2 separate regions of the Mus musculus genome follow, and region 1 is linked to region 2. A link is a loop called in an ENCODE intact Hi-C map of the cell type or tissue named here. Cell type or tissue: heart. All regions are shown on one strand.

What was found. A loop is a pair of places that touch in the nucleus more often than their neighbours do. Peaks named below come from ENCODE experiments on the same cell type or tissue, not always from the same donor. Only the 100,000 strongest peaks of a DNase experiment are listed, where the experiment ranks them.
Region 1: a loop joins it to region 2, with 2.7 times the contacts of the local background. A loop is called at or near these places in 2 of 42 quality-filtered maps.

The regions. Positions count from the first base shown.
Region 1 is chr8:125,387,143-125,391,142 of GRCm38, forward strand. Gm30713 (a long non-coding RNA gene) reads left to right here. Exons shown (of 5, transcript XR_879356.2): 3 at 207-228; 4 at 669-807; 5 at 1,403-1,700. Among named protein-coding and RNA genes, the nearest start is that of Gm30713, 3.3 kb to the left of the region's middle. In heart, no CTCF peak of the experiment used is centred here; DNase peaks (open chromatin) are centred at 1,529, 2,319 and 3,149; H3K4me3 peaks cover 308 bases; H3K27ac peaks cover 2,698 bases.
Region 2 is chr8:125,441,848-125,445,847 of GRCm38, forward strand. It overlaps Sipa1l2 (signal-induced proliferation-associated 1 like 2), which reads right to left. Exons shown (of 22, transcript NM_001357372.1): 16 at 2,639-2,863; 17 at 736-889. Among named protein-coding and RNA genes, the nearest start is that of Gm30713, 58 kb to the left of the region's middle. In heart, a CTCF peak has its summit at 1,558; DNase peaks (open chromatin) are centred at 3,004 and 3,624; H3K27ac peaks cover 1,032 bases.

The DNA of each region.
Region 1 (4,000 bases), 55 kb before region 2:
CCTCCACCCCCACCCCCCATCCCCCCACCCCGTCCCCTGGAAGGGGTTCTGTTGTGCTTTTGCCTTCTTGGCTCCAGTTTGCTCCTCCCTCCCAGCCAGGTGCCTGGGGAGAGAGAAATGAGAAGCCAGTGGGCACTGGTGGGAGCATGGGTTGTTCATTGGGGTGTGCCTGAAACATTCTCCCCTGTACTTTCTCCCACACTCAGGAGACGAGAGCTTAACCTATTGGTACTTCGGGGGTAATGCTGTGCACACTTCAAAAATAGAATCTGGAAGCAGATAAGTGTAGATGGTTGAGAATAGGATTCGATTTTGTGAAAGTTGTCCTTGGACACATGTGTATGTGTGTGAGTGTGTATGAGTGTGAGTGTATGTGTCCGAGTGTGTGTGATTATGTGTGTGCGTGTCTTTGTGTGATAATGTGTATGTGTGTGAATGTGTATGTATGTGTGTGTGTGAGAATGTATATGCGTGTGCATGTATGTGTGTAATATGTGCCTGTATGTGAGTGCTTGAGAATTTGTATGTGTGTTAGTGTGTGCACGTGTGAGTGTCTGTGTGTGTAAGTGTGTATATGAGAGAATGTGGGTGTGTGTATGCATATGGAGGCCAGGGGTTGACAATCCATGTCTTCCTCAATCACTCGTCACCTTATTTCCTTGAGGCAGAGTTTCTCACTGATCATGAACCTTGCTCCTGTCTCCAGTAACACTCTGCAGTGTTACAGTGCCTGGCTGTTTGTGTGAATTTGGACCCTCATGTTTGCGTGGCAAGCGCTTTGCATCTTAAGCCATGTCCCAGCTCCAGGTATAGTCTTGAAGACTACAGCCATATTTACACAGGTCTTCCTCTACACCATCTGCATGCTCTAGTTTGCTTTGCCCATTTGTCTTAGTCAGGGTTTCTATCATGACCAAGAAGCAAGTTGGGGAGGAAAGGGTTTATTCAGCTTACAATTTCACATTGCTGTTCATCACTAAAGGAAGTCAGGACTGGAACTCAAGCAAGTCAGAAAACAAGAGCTGATGCAGAGGCCATGGAGGGATTTTACTTAACTGGCTTGCTTCCCCTGACTTGCTCAGCTTGCTTTCTTATAGAACCCAGGACTACCAGCCCAGGGATAGCACCACCCACAATGGGCTGGGCTCTCCCACCCTTGATCACTGAGAAAATGCCTTACAGCTGGATCTCATGGAGGCATTTCCTCAAGGGAGGCTCCTTTCTCTTCGATAACTCCAGCTTGTGTCAAGTTGACACACAAAACCAGCCAGTGCACCATTGAAGCCCAGCCTCAGGAAAACCCATGGAATATACTAGCAGAGTCTGGTTTATGTACATGTGAAACACATGGCACCGTAGAGCCAGAGCCCAACCTGCCTCTCTGCTACCGTTTCTCCTCTAGCCTCCTGGCTGCCTTCCACTCTTGTCTCCTGTGTCACAGCTGAGTGCATCTATGATTTGAATGATGATCACATGAGCTACCGAGAGGACAGGCACGTGCAACAGGCACGTGCCACCATTTTTCTAAGGATGTTTGAAGACAGGCTGTGGAATGTTGTCTCCCTATTGTGGCAGCCATTACCACCTTCATCAGGGCAGCTGTGACTACTCTCAAGAGACCCTCAAGATTTGACCTGCTGACCTTTTTCTCATTGAAGGAGGGGCCGGGGAGGGTTATTAAACCCTTAGTTGAGATTTCATCCAGTCCCTCCTGTGTTCTTTCCTAGCTGTGTGTCATTCCAGCCTGGCTGCCCGAGGTCTTGGGAGGTGCTGGAGGTTACAGAGTGAGGGAGGGTAACTGAGAATCGGGGAGGGATGCCATCCATGCAGCTATGAGGAAGTCGTTATTCATGCCAGAGAGACTCCTACACTGCTGCGGTTTGGGGCTTACTCGTTCTCCTATAAGTGAGTTCAATAAGCCATGGGTTCACCACGGTGGACTCTGCAGGTATCACTCCTTTGCTCTGTTTCCACACTATCTTGGGGAGACATGTTTGTTTCCTTCAGGAAAATTAATGAAACACGAGGTATCAAGAGTGTGTCTGATCCTCAGAGACAGAGCAGCGTTCCACAGGAAGAGCCCTGTGGGGAATCTTGGAGGACGCTCTGGCCCCTGCCTGGCCTTTCTGCACTTGGTTCAGAATGACTCTGACATTCCTTGTCAAGCTTCTTGTATGTCATCTGCATTGTGACTGACCTCCTCGCTTCAAGTGCGAGTGTGAATGATAGTCCTAACTCAGGCTTCCTGCCAGATATAGAGACTGTCAGCTGAGGCTGTGTTCTGGCACCGACTCTCCACCCCTTTTGGATAAAGCTGGAGGATAAAAAGCTGGCTCTTTATGGACAGTAGCCAGTTGTCCAGACGCACTCAACCATATGACTACAGAAACATTTGAGGTTGTGTTCAAAACAAGGAGAGCTGTCGTGTTGTGGATCTGGGCACATGGTTTAGAGGCAGTGGACCCAATGGGTCTCAGTCACATGACACAAGCTCTCTGGTTATAGACCTGTCTATCCCTGCAACCCATTTTTAAGGGAGGGATGTAATTTCTACCACTGTTATTTCTGCTAGCTTAAGATCTCACAGAGCTGAAGTATATGGCCCCATGTCACTCAGGGGCTGCCTCTCGTTGTGTGTGGCTGATATGTGGCTATCAGTAAGGATGGTGTGGGGGTGTTCTAGGAGGACCAGGGGCTGGTGGAAGACAGAAGATACACATCACACAGCGATTCCTGTTTACTTCCATTTAAAAAAATAGTAGTGTTTGTGTGTATGCATGTGTGCGCGCATGTGTGGTCAGACATATGCCACAGCATGTGTAGAGGTCAGAGGACAACTTGTGAGAGTCAGTTCTCTCCTTCTACCATCTGGGTCTAAGGCGTGAACTCAGGTCATCGGACTTGGTGGCAGGCGGGTGCCTTTTCCTGCCATCTTGCTGGCCCCTGTTTACTTCCTTTTAACAAAATCATCCCTGTTTGAATAGTCCTAATTAATTCTTGCTTTTTTCCACACAGAGTTCAGTAAAAAGGAAACATTCATATAAAAATCCGGATTTTCCTCTTCCTGGGCTCAGCCATCCCAGTACTAATTGCTGGCCAGGAAGGGCCCAAAATAGCAAGGCTGCCAGTCCCTGCCTGGGCCCGGAGCCAGATCCCCAGAGAGAATGCAGGACGAAAGGGAGAGAATACTTGGGAACAGCCAAGCTCCTTCTAACGGCCTCGTCTGCGGAGTCAGGCATTGCCACCTGTCCCCAGTGCTTCTCTTTAATTACTGTGAGGCTGCTCTGTGACTGTCACCAAGGATGCTACCACTGCTGTTCTCAGCATAGTAGGGCCTGATGCAGGCTCAAGAAAGAGAGCCATTCCCAGGTAGATTTAGTCCTTTGTTGGCAAATCCCTATAGCATCCTTCCCCTGGGATACAGTACCAAGGCCTTCTGGCTCCATCTAGGCACACGAGAAGCCTGCATCTTTGGTGTCTGGCAGAAGATGCTGCCTGGGGTGGGGCGGGGAGGGCGGGGGTAGGAAGCAGCACTGGATGGATGGATGACATCAGCTGGAGCCCGTCCCCAGTGAGGATGCTGATGCTAGTTAATAACTAGCAGGACCCCAGTGGATGACACCATCTGCAGCTGAGCTGACGAATTAAGGTCTAAGCAGTGGGGGCTAGAGAGAACATTTTGGAAACAGGGCTGACAGGGATGCACACGTGAAGGGATTTTTTTTTTTAATTGCACTATTCTCAAAGGCATTCTGTTCCAGCCAACTCTGCCTGGCTGTCGGGTTGTGCTTTTGAGGACACAGCAGGGCAGACTGCTGTTGATGAGTCTGGGATTATGGAATCTCATTTCCACCTTAGCCTGAAACAGCAAAGCTGTATGAGTTCAGAAGAGGTTTCATAAACATTTCTGGACCTTGGGGATTTTTGTTTGTTTTATTTGTTTTTGTTTTTAATTATTTACAAAATGAAAGCAGCGGCATGTATCCATCAAGATTTTTGG
Region 2 (4,000 bases):
TTATTTTAAGAAGTGAATTAGGGAGGAGAACTTGGGAGGAGCAAAGCAAAGACGTGAACTCCTCACTGAGAAGGCACCGCTGACTTGAGTGTGAGGAGGCTGTCGCTGAGAGCTGCAGCTCTGTGTGGCAGAATGCAAGGCTTGATAGATGTGGTTGCAACCAATCTCTATCCATTTCTGGAGCAGACAGTCTGCCAGGCCGACCTGGACAGGGCATAGGCTGGAGGTCCTGGGCGAGGTAAGCAGTGTGGCCTCACTGGTTACCTTTGAGGGCCGGCTGTGTCCAGGTACCATGCTAGGCTCCTGTGTGTCACTTCCTGGCAGAGCCCTGACCCTGAAGGACAGTTACTGACCTACTCTTTATCACATCAGCACACAGGGACCCATTTGCATAAGCTAATGTAACAGGTCATAGCCAGAGCCAAGACCCGAGGGGAGCCAGCCTGGCTTTCAGAGCAACTCCAAGAACACAATGGCCCCCCACACCAGCCTCCTCAGCTCATTTGTCTCTGAAGGAATTGCTAGTGGCAAGGGCCAGGGCTGGGCTGCAGCTCTTGCCTAGAATGTGTGAGGCCCTGGGGTTCCACCCTCAGTACTATAAACAAACCAAACCTTGACATCCGAGGCAGCGGTGATGGCCACTCTACACCGGGCTGTTGGTGGACCACAGGAAGGGCTGTGGGGAGCAAATGAGCACCTGGAGTTGCACCAAAGCCTTCGTGGTTACTCACTCACCTTCCGTCTCCCCTCCTCCACTAAGGGGCTGTCCGGCAGCATCAACTTCAGAAAGTCATCTTTGGATAGGACATGCTGAGTTTCTGAAACAGAGTCTCCCACCACTGCCGGGTGCTGAGTGGCTGTGGACATGATGTCCATCTCACCATATATCCTGATGGAATAAACCAGAACACAGGTTCAGAGGAGCTGCAGTCTACCTATAAGCTGTCCCTTGGCAGTCAGATGAAAGTCCAGAAAGCATTTGAAACTGAGGGGATAGCTCAGTTAGTATGAACTCAGATTTTAAAAAAAGCCAGATTGGTGGTCAGCTTGGCACTGGAGAGACAGAGACAAGCAGATCTTTGGGCTCACTGCTCAGCCAGTCTAGACTTAGTAAGCTCCAGGCCAGTGACAGACACTATCTTCAAAATCACAATGGGGAGAGCCCAAGGCACATTAGTTAAGGTTATTCTTCAAGAGTCTGTGCAGGCTCCCATGAGCTGTGTGCGCAATCCTATGAGCTGTGTGTTCACAGGCACACACCGCACACACAGCCCACACCTACACCATGGCACGCTCCTCTAGCAGAGCACAAGTCAGGGTTTCTTGGGCTACTCTGAACAATACCAGACCTTCAGTTTTCCCTCCTTTTTTTTTTCACGAACATAGGATATCTGCCCCCCCACCCCCTACCTGCCAATCAAACCTCAAGAGTTCCACAAAACAAGCAGGCAGTGTTCCTGCTTCTGTGTTCTCTGACTGTGGGGTTGATGGTGCTCTTGGCCTTGAGACACCATGGAGACTACGCCACACCACCACCAGCTGTCACCACGACTCTACTGCAGGCAGCTTTCTGCATACAGAGTCAAAGACAGCAGAGCTTTATACTCTGCTACCAATAAAAGCCAAGGGCTACAGAGATGGCTTAGCAGGTGAAGGTCCTGCCTTCTCCGAGTTCAAGGTGAAGGGCCTGCCTTCTCCAAGTCCAAGCCTGATGAGCTGAGCTCCAGCCCAGGATTCCTATGGTAGAAGGAGGGGATCACTCGACACATGCCACCGCAGCTTCTGCACATCACCACAAGCATTAGCACCACGACTGCCATCACCACCGCCACTGCTGTCACCACCACCACCGTCACCATCAGAATAAAGTGAAGACTTTAAAGACGGAAACATAAATCCCAACATTTAAAGTGTTTAAAGCAGAGGCAAGAATGGAGCTGGCCCCATGGGTGAAATGCTTGCCTTGCACCCATCCCCAGCACACAGTAAACAGCTGAGCATGGTGGTCTGCACTTGTAACCTCAATGTTGGGCAGATGGAGACAGGAGGGTCACTGGGGCCCAAGGGCTGGCAAGTCACACTGGCCTGAGTTCCAGGTCAATGACAGGCCCTGTTCTCAAAGAAGGCAGGCAGCACCTGCAGGGCCTCATCAGAGGGTGTCCTCTGGACTCACATGACTGTACTCTGTGCTGGATGGTTTTATGTCAACTTGACACAAGCTGTAGTCATCTGAGAGAAATGATCCTTGACTGAGGAAATGCCTCCATGAGATCAGGCGTAAGGCATTTTCTTATTAGTGATCAATAGGGCGGGCTCAGCCTATTGTGGGTGGTACCATCCCTGGGCTGGTGGTCCTGGGTTCTGTAAGAAAGTAGGCTGAACAAGCCATGGGAAGCAAGCCAGTAAGCAACCTCTGCATCAGCTCCTGCCTCCAGGTTCCTGCCCCGTGTGGATTCCTGTCCTGACTTCCTTCAGTGATCAACAGTGATGTGGAAGTAGAAGCCAAACTCTTTTACTGTCCAATCTGCTTTTGGTCATGGTGTTTTATCACAGCAACAATAACCCTAACCAGGGGACAGACAGATGGACAGACAGAGATGGTAGGAAGGGTGTACAATGACTATGGTTATAGATTTACCTGGGGCATTCCGTCACTTCAGGTTCCTCGGGTGGTGGGCTACCTTCTGACTTTTTCCAGCCAATGACATATTTGTTTGCTGCTCCTTGTCTGTGGTAAGGCTTTGTCACCGCCCCAGGTGCCTGCTGACCGCCGCCGTGAGTGACAATGTAGACTTTGGAACTGTCCAGAGAGCCGGTGCTTTTGGAGCAGTGAGCTGAAGGGCTTCCTGAGTGCTGCGAGCCACTGTGAAGACAGCCAAAGGTGGCATCATAGCAGATACAGCAGTGACGTGTGGTCCCTGGCCACTGGGCTGGGAAGGCAGGTGACCTCTCTACCACATAGCTTGCTGGACGGGAAGCCTCTGTGTCCAGAGGCTCCCCACGCTCGGGTGTGGCAGGAGCAAGCTGAGAAATACAACTGGGGGAAATGCTACAGCAAAGAGCAGGCAAGCTGTAGGCCACTCAGTGACTCAAATTTCAACTCAGCTGCTCATGCCTCCAGTCTCATAAGTACAAAACCCTAGGCCAAAGAGGTGCTTCAGGCCAGCTCCTCATAGGCTTCTAGTCCCTTAGCCTGTCGTATTAATAGACAGCTGCTGTAGAAATCCCCCCCCCCCAACTCCCTTTCTTTGCCTAATGAAGGGCGTGCACTGAAGGCAAGTGTCCAAGAACACTGAACACTTTCCACTTAGCAGTAACACGAAACTCTTTGCTATACAGATTCCACGAGTCCCTGAGGTACCTTGACTCTTGACACCAGGTCTCTTACAAGTGGCCTGAACTTTGAAAAGATGCTGCAGGGCTACAAGACCCCAAGGTGGCTTTTACAGAATGCCAACTTTTATCCAGTTCCGAGGAGGGTGGGAATCATCCAGGAACTAGAACTCATGTGACTTCTGAATATAATGTTATCTCGCACTGAGCTGCATTGAACAGCACTAGTGAAAAGCAAGCAGCTGGAATGTCTCCTTGGCACACAGCCCCGTCCTCTGTTCCCACTGTCCTGGTCAACAGGAGCTAGCTCCAGGCTCCTGTCCTCTTCCCTGGAAGGGTGGCTGTCTCACCACAGCTTAGCAGCCCACACCCAGCAGAAGTCCTAGTTGTCCTCAGTGGCACCACCTCAGCCATGGTGGTTTACAGCCAAGGACAGTGCAGAAGACACATGGGTGCTGGGTGTGATGTTTGGTTTTGTCAACTTGACTAGATCTGTGATTTCTGAGGTGACAGGTGTGCCTGTCTGAGATATGTTGAAAACCCACCCTAAATGTGGCCAGCAGCATCCCACACACTGGGTCCTGGACTGAATAAAGAGGAGACACTGGGCTGAGCACCAGCGTTCATCTCTGCTTCCTGACTGCAGACACCACGTGACCTTTTCCTT